Linked DNA regions of Mus musculus: region 2 is linked to region 1. Evidence: chromatin loops called from intact Hi-C (ENCODE). Cell type or tissue: left cerebral cortex. All regions are shown on one strand. Links, peaks and the distances in the headings refer to the core of each region. The heading gives the core; the rest is flanking DNA. Region 1 has its middle 130 kb from the start of Rab10os. Region 2 has its middle 11 kb from the start of Rab10os.

What was found. Peaks named below come from ENCODE experiments on the same cell type or tissue, not always from the same donor. Only the 100,000 strongest peaks of a DNase experiment are listed, where the experiment ranks them.
Region 2: it touches region 1 in a loop (3-fold over the local background); 5 of 42 quality-filtered maps call a loop at or near these places.

The regions. Positions count from the first base shown.
Region 1 is chr12:3,104,658-3,112,999 of GRCm38, forward strand. No RefSeq gene overlaps it. Among named protein-coding and RNA genes, the nearest start is that of Rab10os, 130 kb to the right of the region's middle. In left cerebral cortex, for the core only: no CTCF peak of the experiment used is centred there; DNase peaks (open chromatin) are centred at 4,899 and 6,098.
Region 2 is chr12:3,220,271-3,228,612 of GRCm38, forward strand. It overlaps the pseudogene Gm18774. Among named protein-coding and RNA genes, the nearest start is that of Rab10os, 11 kb to the right of the region's middle. In left cerebral cortex, for the core only: no CTCF peak of the experiment used is centred there; no DNase peak of the experiment used is centred there.

The DNA.
Region 1 (8,342 bases), core at 219-8,218:
ATTGCTCTTGGCAAGATAGCCATTTTTACTATATTGATCCTGCCAATCCATGGGCATGGAAGATCTTTCCATCTTCTGAGATCTTCCTTAATTTCTTTCTTTAGAGACTTGAAGTTCTTACTCTACAGATCTTTCACTTCCTTAGTTAGAGTCACGCCAAGGTATTTTATAATATTTGTGACTATTGAGAAGGGTGTTGTTTCCCTAATTTCTTTCTCAGCCTGTTTATCCTTTGTGTACAGAAAGGCCATTGATTTGTTTGAGTTAATTTTATATCCAGCTACTTCATTGAAGCTGTTTATCAGGTTTAGGAGTTCTCTGGTGGAATTTTTAGGGTCACTTATATATACTATCATATCATCTGCAAAGAGTGATATTTTGACTTCTTCCTTTCCAATTTGTATCTCCTTGATCTCCTTTTGTTGTTGAATTGCTCTGGCTAAGACTTCAAGTACAATGTTGAATAGGTAGGGAGAGAGTGGGCAGCCTTGTCTAGTCCCTAATTTTAGTGGGATTGCTTCCAGTTCCTCACCATTTACTTTGATGTTGGCTACTGGTTTGCTGTAGATTGCTTTTATCATGTTTAGGTATGGGCCTTGAATTCATGATCTTTCCAAGACGTTTATCATGAATGGGTGTTGAATTTTGTCAAATGCTTTCTCCCCATCTAATGAGATGATCATGTGGTTTTTGTCTTTGAGTTTGTTTATATACTGGATTGTGTTGATGGATTTCTGTATATTGAACCATCCCTGCATCCCTGGGATGAAACCTACTTGGTCAGGATGGATGATGGTTTTGATGTGTTCTTGGATTCGGTTAGCGAGAACTTTATTGATGATTTTTGCATCAATATTCATAAGGGAAATTCGTCTGAAGTTCTCTATCTTTGTTGGGTCTTTTTGTGATTTAGGTATCAGAGTATTTGTGGCTTCATAGAATGAGTTGGGTAGAGTACCTTCTGCTTCTATTTTGTGGAATAGTTTGTGAACAACTGGGATTAGATCTTCTTTGAAGGTTTGATAGAACTCTGCACTAAACCCATCTGGTCCTGGGCTTTTTTTTTTTTTTTTTTTGGTTGGGAGACTATTAATGACTACTTCTATTTCTTTAGGGGATATAGAACTATTTATATCATTAACCTGATCTTGATTTAACTTTGGTACCTGGTATCTGTCTAGAAACTTGTCCATTTCATCCAGGTTCCCCAGTTTTTGTTGAGTATAGCCTTTTGTAGAAGGATCTGATGGTGTTTTGGATTTCTTCAGGATCTGTTGTTATGTTTCCATTTTCATTTCTGATTTTGTTAAATAGGATGATTTCCCTGTGCCGTCTAGTGAGTCTGGCTAAGGGTTTATCTATCTTGTTGATTTTCTCAAAGAACCAGCTCCTCGTTTGGTTGAATTTTTGAATAGTTCTTCTTGTTTCCACTTGGTTGATTTTGCCCCTGAGTTTGATTATTTCCTGGCGTCTACTCCTCTTGGGTGAATTTGCTTCCTTTTGTTCTAGAGATTTTAGGTGTGTTTTCAAGCTGCTAATGTGTGCTCTCTCTAATTTCTTTTTGGAGGCACTCAGAGCTGTGAGTTTTCCTCTTAGAAATGCTTTCATTGTGTCCCATAAGTTTGTATATGTTGTGGCTTCATTTTCATTAAACTCCAGAAATTCCTTAATTTCTTTCTTTATTCCTTCCTTGACCAAGGTATCATTGAGAAGATTATTGTTCAGTTTCCACATGAATGTTGGCTTTCTATTATTTATTTTGTTATTGAAGGTCAGCCTTAGTCCATGGTGATCTGATAAAATGCATGGGACAATTTCAATATTTTTTTATCTGTTGAGGCTTGTTTTGTGACCAATTATGTGGTCAGTTTTGGAGTAGGTACTATGAGGTGCTGAGAAGAAGGTATATTCTTTTGTTTTAGGATAAAATGTTCTGTAGATATGTTAGATCCATTTGTTTCATAACTTCTGCTAGTTTCAGTGCGTCCCTGTTTAGTTTCTGTTTCCATGATCTGTCCATTGATGAAAGTGGTGTGTTGAAGTCTCCCACTATTATTGTGTGAGGTGCAATGTGTGCTTTGAGCTTTACTAAAATGTCTTTGATGAATGTGGCTGCCCTTGCATTTGGAGCATAGATATTCAGAATTGATAGTTCATCTTGGAAGATTTTACCTTTGATGAGTATGAAGTGCCCCTCCTTGTCTTTTTTGGTAACTTAGGGTTGAAAGCCCTATATATATTATATATATATATTAGAATGGCTACTCCAGCTTGTTTCTTCAGACCATTTGCTTGGAAAATTGTTTTCCAGCCTTTCATTCTGAGGTAGTGTCTGTCTTTTTCTCTGAGATGGGTTTCTTGTAAGCAGCAAAATGTTGGGTCCTGTTTGTGTAGCCAGTCTGTTAGTCTCTGTCTTTTTATTGGGGAGTTGAGTCCATTGATATTAAGAGATATTAATGAAAAGTAATTGTTGCTTCCTATTATTTTTGTTGTTAAATTTGGCATTCTGTTCTTGTGGCTGTCTTCTTTTAGGTTTGTTGAGGGATTACCTTCTTGCTTTTTCCAGGCCGTGGTTTCCGTCCTTGTATTTTTTTTTTCTGTTATTATCCTTTGAAGGGCAGTATTCATGGAAAGATAATGTGTGAATTTGGTTTTGTTGTGGAATACTTTTGTTTCTCCATCTAAGTAATTGAGAGTTTGGCTTTGTATAGCAGCCTGGGCTGGCATTTGTGTTCTCTTAGGGTCTGTATAACATCTGTCCAGGCTCTTCTGGCTTTCATAGTCTCTGGTGAAAATCTGGTGTAATTCTGATAGGCTTGCCTTTATATGTTACTTGACATTTTACGCTTACTGCTTTTAATATTCTATCTTTATTTAGTGCATTTGTTGTTCTGATTTTTATGTGTCGGGAGGAATTTCTTTTCTGTTCCAGTCTATTTGGAGTTCTCTAGGCTTCTTGTATATTCATGGGCATCTCTTTCTTTAAGTTTGGGAAGTTTTCTTCTATAATTTTGTTGAAGATATTTGCTGGTCCTTTGCGTTGAAATTTTTCATTCTCATCTACTCCTATTATCTGTAGGTTTGGTCTTCTCATTGTGTCCTGGATTTCCTGGATGTTTTGAGTTAGGATCTTTTTGCATTTTCCATTTTCATTGATTGTTGTGTCGATGTTCTCTATGGAATCTTCTGCACCTGAGATTCTCTCTTCCATCTCTTGTATTCTGTTGCTGATGCTTGCATCTATGGTTCCAGATTTTTTTCCTAGGGTTTCTATCTCCAGCTTTGCCTCACTTTGGGTTTTCTTTATTGTGTCTATTTCCCTTTTTAGGTCTTGGATGGTTTTATTCAATTCCATCACCTGTTTTGTTGTGTTTTCCTGCAATTCTTTAAGGGATTTTTGTGCTTCCTCTTTAAGGTCTTCTACCTGTTTAGCAGTGTTCTCCTGTATTTCTTTAAGTGAGTTATTAAAGTCCTTCTTGATGTCCTCTACCATCATCATGAGATATGCTTTTAAATCTGGGTCTAGCTTTTCGGGTTTGTTGGGGTGCCCTGGACTGGGCGAAATGGGAGTGCTGGGTTCTGACGATGGTGAGTGGTCTTGGTTTCTGTTAGTAAGATTCTTACGTTTACATTTCGCCACATGGTAATCTCTGGAGTTAGTTGTTATAGTTGTCTCTGGTTAGAGATTGTTCCTCTGGTGATTCTGTTAGCCTCTATCAGTAGACCTGGGAGACTAGCTTTCTCCTTTGAGTTTCAGTGGTCAGAGCACTCTCTGCAGGCAAGCTCTCCTCTTACAGGGAAGGTGCACAGATATCTGGCATTCAGACCTCCCTCCTGGCCGAAGATGAAGGCCCAAATCAGGACCTTTCCCAGAAGCTGTGTTGCTTTGGCCTGTCACAGAAGCTGTTAGCTTTTGTAGTCCACACTCTCACCTTTGCAGACTACTTTTGGCGGAGTACCGGAACCAAGATGGCTCCCGCCGATGCTGAGGCAAAGCCCTTCCGGGCCGGGCAGACACCTGTCCTCTGGCCAGGAAGGTGTCCGGATGTCTGGAGCTCAAAAAGGGGGCCGCCTCAGAAGCTCTGTGGCTCCCTGCCTATCCCAGAAGCTGTTAGCTTCTGTAGTCCACACTCTCACCTGTGCAGACTACTTTCGGTGGAGTCCCGGAACAAAGATGGCTCCCGCCGATGCTGAGGATGTGTTTTAAGGCCAACAAAAACTTATTTCTAGTATTGATCACTGGAAAGTCATCTTTCCCACTAGGTCCTTCTGAGCAGCATGCATATGCTTCTTAAATCACAAGTATGTTTCCAATGTTGACAGTAGCTTCTGCTTCTGAATATAGTAGTAATAATTAGGCAATTTTATAAAAGCCAAGAACTTTAATCCTCCACAGGATGCCATCAGTGTTCAATTCAATGAGAATGTAATTGACCTTCCCTGCTACAAACTAAGCATCTCCCCTGGGCCCGGCTTGTTCGTATATTAGCAGTTCAAAGATGACAGTGCAGGCCATCATCTGGAACATCAGACAATACTTTCTTGTGAGTCCTTAGGCCTGCATAATTGAAATAACAGTTGTTGGGACTGCATGGGAAGCACTGGGAACACTGAACATGCTAACATAGTTAGCCTCAAATCAAAGACGTCAGGTGATTATCCTAGGAGATTTTAGTTTGTCACATAAAACAAAACAAAACAAACAAACAAAAAAACAACATTCATGTAGCCTAGGATATCACATAGTCATGTGTTGACTTGGCACACAGCTAAGCTGTTTGGATATATTTCTAGTTTGGTCTCGGTGTCCCCACTTCTTTTTAAATCACTTCTTGTGGAGGGAGGGGAAGAGGGAGCCACATTTAAATTTAATGGAGATAGCGTTGGCCAGAACTTTGAGGAACATGAATGCGTTCATCCCACCCCCTTCCTTAGAAGCAGCCTCCCGTGTGAGGTGGGATTTGAGTCATATTAATTTGTCCCAGACCACACCAAAATTTAGCTGTTCACATCTGAAACATCCCACGATTTCTGTAGCTAGGAGGAGTTTGTTTAGCCATGTTACAGCTTCCTATTTCTCTCCTCTCCCAAGAAAGGCTGGTGTCCTTATAAGGGAGACAGCCTCCATTTCCAACAGTGTGGAGAGCTAAATAAATACTCTCTCACAGTCAATGCAGAGGTAACTTTTTTTTTTTTTTTTGATGGATTAAAATCACTGAAAATCACGGAAAATGAGAAATACACACTTTAGGACGTGAAATATGGCGAGGAAAACTGAAAAAGGTGGAAAATTTAGAAATGTCCACTGTAGGACATGGAATATGGCAAGAAAACTGAAAATCATGGAAAATGAGAAACATCCACTTGACGACTTGAAAAATGACAAAATCACTGAAAAAGGTGAAAAATGAGAAATGCACACTGTAGGACTTGGAATATGGCGAGAAAACTGAAAATCACGGAAGTGAGGGGCTTTTGTCTCTCTCTCAGTGGGAGCTGCCATTTTAATGGGACCTCCAGAGGGGCCTGATTTGATGATGTGAAGTAGGCCTGGAAGAATCTAGGATTTTTTTTTAAATTTCGATTTTGGTTAATTTAACCATAGTAGCTTTCAAAAGGACTGTAATGTTAAAGTGAATCCACAGAAAATGTCGCTGAGAAGCGGCTACCAGATAATTTCAGGGACTCCTTTCTGAAGTGCTGTCCTGTGAAAACCAAACTCTTGAAGTTCTAATAGGCATTATGAGCTCCCTGCCCTCAATTGGGGGGGGGGGTGTGGTATGGGGGACTTTTGGGATAGCATTGGAAATGTAAATGAGGAAAATACCTAATTAAAAAAAGAAAAGAAAAAAGAAAACCGGGAGAAGAATTCATTCTCAGAAATATGCATATGTATACACAGACACAAACACCTGCCCTGAAACCAGATGAAACAGAATCGCTCTTAGCTGACTGGTGAGGCCAAGCCTGAATTTTGGATGGCTTTGTGGTAATTCTGGGGTTTCCCTTCTCCCTGAGTCATAGTCACCGCGGTATGTGAAGTACTCTTCCCAGGAGATCTCTAATGCCAAAGCTGCACACCACGCACTTGACCCACAAAAGGATGCCAAACCCCTGGGCACACTTCCCAAACTTTTGAGACTGATGCTCCAGGCGGGGGTTGGGGGGAGACCAGATGGAGCCTGCAGAGCCAAGCCTGCATGCAGCCAGCTCTCCGAGGGCGGTGCTGGTGTGGGCTCTGCCTCCATGGTCCCCGCAGCCACACGCTGACTGTGCTTGGCAGCTGCTCGCCCAGATGCCAACCGCTGGAATGTGTTTTATGTTCCCACACCTCTGCTTGGCCTGCCTGGGGACAAACTCTTGCTGGGCCTCTCAAGTGAGATGGTGAGTGGCAGCAGCCGGGGAACAAAAGGAGATGCCCTCAACACGTGAGAGCTGGTCACTCTTCTGGGAACTGTCTCATTTCCCGGATGCCCTCTTTGTAAGGCTAACAGACCAAAGTCTCCACCTAGAATGATTGTTTTAGTATGTGGTTGACTGTGTGGACCTGGGAAGCCCGGGAAATTAATTCACTGTTTCTTGCAAAGAGTCAATCAAGTGCTATCACGTAGAAATGAAAACACACACATGCACACGCGCGCGCAAGACGAGAATCATTCTGGATGTGTGCAATTTTATTGTATCTATCCTTGTTGTATTCTGGTATTTGGATGTCTAGACAAATTAATTTGAAGTTCAACTTTGTTTTTTCCTATAACCAGATTGTCTGCAGTAAGACTGGGCGTGGGAAAGATGTAGGCACTTAGACCTACACACAACAACAGATACAGGAAAAGCCTTTAAGGTTTCATGATTTGAGAATCTTTGAGACATTTTTAAATCATTCAGTTGATAAGATATGATATCATGAAGTTGGTGGCTAATCAAGTTTTATTACTCTGTTTTATTTGGCCAATGTAGATACTCTCTGGGTTTTGTTTTGTTCTTCTCCTTGTTGAAATGGTTGGTCCAAAGGTTTCCCAGCCCATCAGTGCATCTCTCTCGGTTATGAAACTATCTCCTCAAATTAAAACATTGCCTCTTACATGGAGGAAGTGAAATTCATAAAATGCAATAAAAGAAACATACAAGGCCCAGATAATATAAGAAACTTACAAGGCTCAGGAAAGTCATAATTTTTTTTAAAAGGCTATGCCCCACCAGTCCCAAAGTTTTATAAGCAGTAAAATCTGCTTTGGAAGGGTCAAGGGGAGTTGGACATACACAGATGGACAGTGGGATGGACGTCAACAAAGGCAGGGAGATGTATCCAGGGATGCATTGAAAAGCAAGCTTGCAGCTGAAAGAGTCAGATGCAGATATTTGACCAAACCAATGGACAGAAGCAGCTGACCCCTGTTGTTGAATTAGGGAAGGCTGAAAGAAGCTGAGAAGGGCAATCCTGTAGGAGGACCAGCAGTCTTAATTAATCTGGATCCCGGAGATCTCTCAAACACTGGACCTCCAAACAGACAGCATACACCAGCTGATATGAGGTCCCCAGCAGACATACAGCAGAGGACTGTCAGGTCTGTGTTCATTCAGAGATGATGCACCTAACCCTCAAGAGACTAGAGGCCTCAGGGAGTTTAGAAGTCAGGTGGGGTGGGGGTGGGAACATCCATGTGGAGACAGGGGGTGGGGAGGAGGTGTGGGATGTGGAGCGGTAAGAGGGTGGATTGGGGGGGGGATAAAATATAGAGTGTAAAAAATAAAATAATTAATTTAATAAAAGAAAGAAAAGAAAAGGAAAGAAAAGAAAAGAAAAGAAAAGAAAAGAAAAGAAAAGAAAAGAAAAGAAAAGAAAAGAAAACTTTTCAATGAAGCAATGGCCATTGAGTCACCTTGCTTCTGTAACCAACCCCAGTAAAATCCATTGGTTTATGATGCTGCCCTTGAGTGAAACTGGGTTTTTGGTGTATCTTCAGTGTTCTATCTACTGTTCTCTTCTTCCCAGAAAAGAGTACACAGTGTGAGACCATCACTACCAAAAACTTAAATCATAATAAAAAACAATTTTAATTTTTTTATCTTGCTGCGCTTTAAACAGAAAATGATAATTGCATGCCAAGAGTCTAGAAACACATTTGGCCCTAAAATAAAATTTTATGTATTGCAAACTCAGTATAACATGCAAGGCAGTTGTGGAAACATGAAAGGTAGACACCAGCTTATAAAATAAAACCCGGAGCAGATATGCTCTACCTACAAAAATGGTTTAAATACAGGTGTGTTGCCCTGCATGGTGGTGCATGCCTTTAATCCTAGCACTTGGGAGGCAGAGGCAGGTGGATTTCTGAGTT
Region 2 (8,342 bases), core at 163-8,162, 120 kb after region 1:
CCATATTGTTGTGAGATCCACTTAAATCCAACAAAACTCTGCTAGTCAATGCAGATGACAAAAACATTATTGTAATCGGGGCCACAGAACAGACTCAGAAGCTAACTGTGACCCTGAAGAGAAATTGCACAGCATATTTAAAGGATGAGACCACAAAGTGAGGGGCAGTGGGGTGTACTATATGTAGCATGGCCCAGTCGTATTTTTTTCATGCTTCCAAATTCCTCTAAGATTTATTAGGGGCTGTTACACACAAAGGGATCTCTAACAGACCCAAGCACGGCAAAGATGGGACCAGAAGATTTTATCTTCCTCCCCCTCCCCCTCCCCCTCCCCGCAACCCCATTCCTCTCCCTTGCTAAAGGCTCCAAGGTCTATTCCCTTAGTTAGACATTCCCTTCTGCCTGATTCATTCCTGAGGCTGATCACTGAGATCCAGCTATCAAAGTATCTAGGTCCAGTTTTTTATTATTATTATTTATTTATTTATTTATTTATTTATTAGATATTTTCTTTATATACATTTCAAATGCTATCCCGAAAGTTCTCTATACCCGCCCTCTGCCCTACTCCCCTACCCACCCACTCCCACTTCTTGGCCCTGGCATTCCCCTCTACTGGGGCATATAAAGTTTGCAATACCAAGGGATCTCTCTTCCCAATGATGGCTGACTAGGCCATCTTCTGCTACATATACAGCTAGAGACACGAGCTCTGGGGGTACTGGTTAGTTCATATTGTTGTTCCACCTATAGGGTTGCAGACTCCTTTAGCTCCCTGTGTGCTTTCTTTAGCTTCTCCATTGGGGGCCCTGTGTTCCATCCAATAGCTGACTGTGACATCCACTTCTGTATTTTTCAGGCACTGGCATAGCCTCATACGAGACAGCTATATCAGGGTCCCTTCAGCAAAATCTTTCTGGCATATGCAATAGCGTCACCCAGTAATATTTTGACATAAGAGGGTTGAGCAAGAGAGTTTTTCCCAATCAAGTTAGGATGAAATTCTTGGACTTGGCAACATGAACTTAGTTTGACCCTGCCAGCAAGATGGAGAAGTTGCCCTTGAGTTGTCTGGACTCAAACAAGTGCTTCCTTATAATAGAAGCCGTTTAGCTATTGGGAAGTCCCCAGCTACTCGAGTGTCTAGGACCTTGAATTTAGTTTCTCCCTGTGATTAAGCAGAATCTGAAAATGAGATGATAGTACATAAAATACATCTCTTTGTTCCCAACACTATGAGTCCTACCCATGCATGCAGACACCTGCTTCTGAGTTTTTGACTGTGCATCACTCATTTTGCTCTTCTCTCTCTCTCTTTGTTGAGAATTTCATGCATGTGTATGTCTGTGTGTCACTTGACAAAACTCATCCCCCATCTTCTCTCCTCTGAGTTCCCTCCATCCCGTCTTCACCATTCCCTCCCAACATCACATGCTCTTTGCCTAAATCCACTGAGTCTACATACTGTACATAGGAGTAAGACAATCTATGGGAGCATGGGTCACCTCTTGACAGACACATCCCTGAAGAAAATTTGACTCTTCCTATCTCAGAAACCATCACCTGCCAAGTTCCTCAGCGTGAGACCCTTCCTCATCCATGCTGGATTCTAGCTGGCTTAGTCTTAGGAAGTCTTAGATTGCTTTCCTAAGTCTAAATCCCTTGTGTGATCATGACGGTATGGTGGAAATCAACAAGAACTTGAGTTTATTTTCTGGAGGCAGCTGGAAATGCCCTCTCCTAACTTAATAGATATACGAAATTTTTTTGGCTTGGTTTGGGGTTTTTGTTTTAGGTGGGAATTTATAACACTTTTATACATGTGCACCATGCATACTGGCATTCTCACCCCCACCTTCCATTCTACCCTCCTGACAAATCTCTCTTATTTATACCCATTCATCTTATTTTATGACTCACCAAGATAACCAGGGTCATGTGTGAGACTGTGGGTTTATAGCTATGTGTTGAACCCTGATGGGCTCAGCAGAGGAGACACAACTAAAGATAGTTATCCCCCTTCTCCTAAAGTTTATTCATAGACAACAGTTGAGTTGAGTGGGGCCCTGTGAGCCTCTCCCCTTCCTAGAATTATTGTTGGTTGAGCCACTCCTGCTTGGTCCAGCTGTGTGCTTTATCCACAGGCTGGAGAACTGTCATCTCACTGAAGCCTGCTGCAAGGACCTCTCTTCCATTTTGATGGTCAGCCGGACTCTGACACACCTCAGCCTGGCCAACAATAAACTTGGGGATAATGGAGTGAAAAACCTTTGTGAAAGCTTAAGCTACACCAAGTGCAAACTACAGACCCTGATGTAAGTCTTCTCTGCCTGCAGGAGGCATTGCAGCTGTGTGTGTGTGTGTGTGTGTGTGTGTGAGAGAGAGAGAGAGAGAGACAGACAGACAGACAGACAGACAGACAGACAGACACAGAGACACAGAGACACAAATGAAAGGAATTCATGATTATCTTAACTACCAAAAATACTATGCTAAGATCCTCCACATGCATGATAGAATATAAGAACTGCATTGGCTGGGGATACACCTCAGTGGTAATGGTTATATATAGCATAAGTAAAACCCTGGCTTCAGTATTTTCACCACTATAGAATATGTGATGTTAATATTCTATAGGGAATCGAGAAGAGGATCTGGTTTCCAGATCTGACTTCCTTTTTGGTTTTGGTTGAGATGGCGTCTTATGTATCCCAGGCTGGCCTAGAATTCACTGTGTACCAGACTTTGAACTCTCCTGATCCTTCTACCAAGTACCTGGAATAGAAGAATGTGCCACGATACCTGGACTTTTTTTTTTTTACTTCTGCTTTTAATTTTTTTTGTAAAGTATGACCCATTGAGTCCAATTAGTACTACTGACATGAACTCGGGTGTGGGATCATCCACTTGGGGGAAGGACAACCTACCAGTAGGCACTTCCCAAAGAATGGTGACTAATTCCTCCAGCAGTCATCAACTACTAATTGTTTTTAGTAGTGAGAAACGAAGGTTCTCAGAAACCCTCCCTCATATGTGTAGTATTTTTGCCTGACTTGGTCTTCTAGAGATAACCATGGATGCTGTGACTTCATGTGTGCTGTGGCATGTCATGTCCAGAAGACACTATTTCCAGCACTCCTCCCACTCTCACAGCTCTCCTTCCCACCCTCACAGCACTCCTCCTCACCCTTACAGCACTCCTCCTCACCCTCACAGAACTCCTCCCTCCCCACCCTCACACAACTCCTCCCTCTCCACCCTCACATCACTCCTCCCTCCTCACCTTCACACCACTCCTCCCTTCCCACCCTCACAGCACTCTTCCCCATCCACACAGCTCTTACATAGTTTCTGTCCTTTTGTAAGATAGTGTCGCCCAGGCTGACTTTATATTCAAAACAATCCTCCTGTTTCAGACTTCCAAGGGCTGTGCCACCAAGCCCAACCTAACACCCGCTCCAAGTCTGTGTTTTTAGACTGTGTAACATAAAGTATACATGGTTGGATAGAGGTGGAATCAACTTGTCAACAAGATCAATATGACTCTGGTTTTTATCCTGGAATATGTAGCATCCATTTCATGTTTTAAACATAATTTTTGAGATTAAAATGTAATTACAATATTTCTTCCTTCCATTTCTTCCCTCCAAACTTTACCATATATCCCTCCCTATTCTCCTTCAAATTTATGGTCTCTTCTCACTAATTGTTATTGCATGCACATATGTATATACATACACACATATAGGTATCCTGTTGATACCATATAATGTTATTTGTAGGTATGTGTTCAGGGTTGATCACTTGGCACTGGTCCCTGAGGATAGACCACCTCTATTGCTCCCAGCTCTCCTCAGATGTTATTTGTGTAGTGTTGAGGCCTCATGGGCTTTTCCCTACCCAGTTTTGCCTGTTCATTAGTATCACCCTTATTTATTCAGCTCATGTTTGGGCAGTCATGTTGGTGAGACTTTATGAGTGTAGATTGTAACAGTACTAGGAGATACAGTTTCATAGTAAACTTTCTGACCCTCTGGCTCTGTTGATCTTTCTACCCCCTCTTCTTCAATCTTCCCTGACCCTCAGGTGCAGAAGTTTTTGAAGATGCATCCATTGAAACTGGGCTCCAAAACTCTACAGTTTCATTGGTTGTGATGTTTTGCAGTGGTCTCTTACTGTTGCAAAGAAAAGTTTTGTAACATTCGTTTCCAAAGAGTAATGGGGCTGTACCGCAGAGATTGTGTTTAGCATTGACACTACTATACTGGATAACAGAGCATCACTGCCAACATTTAAACACTGGTTCTGTTGGGATGAGAGTCACCAGTACAGTTTGTTCTCATTTGTGTCCTATTAATGTAATAAACACTGTGACAAGAAGCAGCTTGGGGAGGAAAGGGTTTGTTTCATGCTACATCTTGTAGTCCATCATGGATGGAGCCAAAGAAGGACCTGGATGCAGAATTTGATGTAGAGGCCATAGAAGGAGCTCTGCTTACTGGATAGTTCACTTTGCTTTTTGATACAACCCAGTACCACCTCCCCAGAAGTGGCACCACCTACAATGGCTGGGGCCTTCCCACATTAACCATTTATTAAGAAAAAGCCTTACAGACTTGCCTACAAGACAATCTTATGGAGGTACTTTCTCTATTGAGGTTTCTTCTTCCCAGATGACTCTAGCTTCTTTCAAGTTGACCAAAAAGTAAATAGTGAAATTTGTGTATAAGGTCTGGAGTTCCTTCCTCAACACTATGAAAGAAAAAGAGATGGAGGAGGGAAGAAGGGAAGGAAGGAAGGAAGGACAGAAGGAAGGAAGGAAGGAAGGAAGGAAGGAAGGAAGGGAGGGAGGGAGGGAGGGAGGGAGGGAGGGAGGGAGGGAGGAAGAAGGGTAGCTGTCAGCTTTTCCTATGGTTTTAACCTTTGTAATAATGTTAAACAGCCAGGGTCTGATAACTACTTGGTTATTTAAATGTGATGAAATACTGAGTTCATGGTTAGAGGTAGATGGAAGGAAAAAACTCCCCAATAGTACATTACATAAGTATCCAACCAAACACAGAAGCCCAAAGCCATGAAGACCACCTGTCTTAGTCAGGGTCTCTATTCCTGCACAAACATCATGACCAAGAAGCAAGTTGGGGAGGAAAGGGTTTATTCGGCTTACACTTCCATGCTGCTGTTCATCACCAAAGGAAGTCAGGTCTGGAACTCAAGCAGGTCAGGAAGCAGGAGCTGATGCAGAGGCCATGGAGGGATGTTCCTTACTAGCTTGCTTCACCTGGCTTGCTCAGCCTGCTTTCTTATAGAACCAAGATTACCAGCCCTGAGATGGTCCCACCCACAAGGGGCCTTTCCCCCTTGATCACTAATTGAGAAAATGCCTTACAGTTGGATCTCATGGAGGCATTTCCTCAACTGAAGCTCCTTTCTCTGTGATAACTCCAGCTGTGTCAAGTTGACACAAAACTAGCCAGTACAATTGACCCCTTGTCAACTTGACACACAAAAACATCACTAGTAAGCCTCAACCCTTACAATCTTATTCATCCCCAAGATCTAAATAACTTTAAAAGTCCCACAGTCTTTACATATTCTTAAAATTTCAATCTCTTTAAAATATCCATCTCTTAAAATTCAAAGTCTTTTTACAATTAAAAGTCTCTTAACTGTGGGCTCCACTAAAACAGTTTCTTCCTTCAAGAGAGAAAATATCAGGGCACAGTCACAATCAAAAGCAAAAGTCAATCTCTAACCGTCCAATGTCTGGGATCCAACTCACGATCTTCTGGGCTCCTCCAAGGGCTTGGGTCACTTCTCCAGCCAGGCCCTTTGTAGCACACACGTCATCTTCTAGGGTCCAGATGCCTGTACTCCACTGCTGCTGCTGCTCTTGGTGGTCATCTCATGGTACTGGCATCTCCAAAACACTGCATGACCCCTTCAGTCCTGGGCCTTCAATTGCAACTGAGGCTACACCTTCACCAATGGCCTTCCATGGCCTCTCACAGTGCCGAGCCTCAGCTGCTTTGCGTGACCCCTTCATGCCTTCAAAACCAGTACCACCTGGGTGACCCTTACATATTACCAAGTCCCGCTGCAGCAGGAGTACAACCTTGGCCATCTCTGGAACACAGCCTCTTTGTGCTTTCAGAAAACACTTCCCAGAAGATGTCACCTCAATGATGCTGGTCTCTTCTTAATCACTGCTAATTTCTTAGCTCCAGCTAACCAGCATCAATAGTCCCAGTAATGCAAAGTTTTTGCTTCAGTAGTTCTGGTATCTTATTAATCACAGCTGATTCTTCAGCCCCAGCTAACCAGAACTACAGAATCTTCCCAATCAAAATAGCAATGGCCCTGAAAAGAGTCTTTAATTTTTCCCTCTGAAATTTCACAAACCAGACCTCCATCTTCTGCAGTGTGCTCAACATTATCTTCCAAGCTCCTACACAACATCCGACAGAGCTCTTAACAACAGATGGATCTTCAAGCCCAAAGTTCCAAAGTCCTCTCACAGTCCTCCCCAAAACATGGGCAGGTTGTCACAGGAATACCCCACTCTGCTGGTACCAATTTGTCTTAGTCAGGGTCTCTATTCCTGCACAAACATCATGACCAAGAAGCAAGTTGGGGAGGAAAGGGTTTATTCGGCTTACACTTCCATGCTGCTGTTCATCACCAAAGGAAGTCAGGTCTGGAACTCAAGCAGGTCAGGAAGCAGGAGCTGATGCAGAGGCCATGGAGGGATGTTCCTTACTAGCTTGCCTCACCTGGCTTGCTCAGCCTGCTTTCTTATAGAACCAAGACTACCAGCCCTGAGATGGTCCCACCCACAAGGGGCCTTTCCCCCTTGATCACTAATTGAGAAAATGCCTTACAGTTGGATCTCATGGAGGCATTTCCTCAACTGAAGCTCCTTTCTCTGTGATAACTCCAGCTGTGTCAAGTTGACACAAAACTAGCCAGTACACCACCCTATCCACCTAACTAGCCATACCTTGAACTTACAGTCTAATTATGTTAGAAGGCACTATTATCAGTACAGGCAGGATGGCACATGCCTATAAAATTAACATTTGGAAATCAAAGGCAGGAAGATCATAGCCTATGCTAGAGTGAGACCCTGATCTCTCCCCAAAAAATCACCACAGAAAACTCACTACCTTCTAAGATTATCAAACACAGCCATGAAGTAATTATCAGCATTTATGAAGCACCTACTGTGTTCAGGCGCTATGCCAGGAACTGATCTATGCCCTATCCATAAAGTACTACCAATTTAATGGTTTCTCTGTTGCAGGATAAGAGCTGCCTTTACTTCTGAGCATAAGTAAAAGATTGTTGGCAACTATATCCATTAAATGATGTGTCTTCTTCATTCTCCTCTAGGGTCTTTACCCTCATCTGGCCTTTCATACCAATTAATTTTATTTACTCGCTTCTTTGAGAATTTCACATATGTATACAATGTATTTTAATCATAATTCACTCCTTTCCAACTTCTCTATGCGAAGAAAAAGTTTTTGAGAAGCCCATATGGAAACCCATTCTATGATTTCATTCCAATATCATTTATCATAACGTCTCTAAGCTTGACTGAAACCAATGGCTTGAGGTAAAGGTAGTAGTTTGGGTGCATCATCCCAGAATGGACTAAGGTGTTTATTTGTTTCTGTTTTTTGTCCCTGTGCATGTGATTTTCCAGACTGTGGTCCTGTAACATCGCCAACACTGGTTGCCACCATCTCTCAAAGATGCTCAGACAAACACTGAGCCTGAAACACTTGGATCTGAGGCTAAATCAAATCGGAACCACAGGTGCAAAGTTTCTGTGTGAGACTTTGAAGAACCCAAAGAGTAAATTGAAAAGTTTGTGGTGAGTTGTGCCTTTTTGAACTGTAATCTGTACCTCAAAGGAGCTTTCAAGTATAGTAGACCCTTTCAGAAGTCAAGTCAGTCGAGTTTTGTATCCCATTTTTTCTAGTATTTGCATCTACAGCTGGTACATAGAGAAGGAAGCTGGTCCAGGAAGGAAGTTGACTCTCTCTTCCCACCACATGAGATCTAGAGTTCAAGCCCAGGTTGGCAGGCTTGGCAGCAAGGGCCTTTACCCACTGATCTACCTCTCTAGCCCCAAGTTGAGTGTTCTTTTAAATCACCAGGCAAGGGGCTGTAGAGATACTGGCCCAGCACTTAAGATCTCTTTGTTGCTCACAAAGAACATAAAGTTTGTTCCCAAGCTCATGTTAAGTGGCTCCAAATTGTCAGTAACCGACAGCTCCAGGGACTCTGCTCGATTCTTAACCGCATTGGCCACACAGACATGCATGTAAAGTT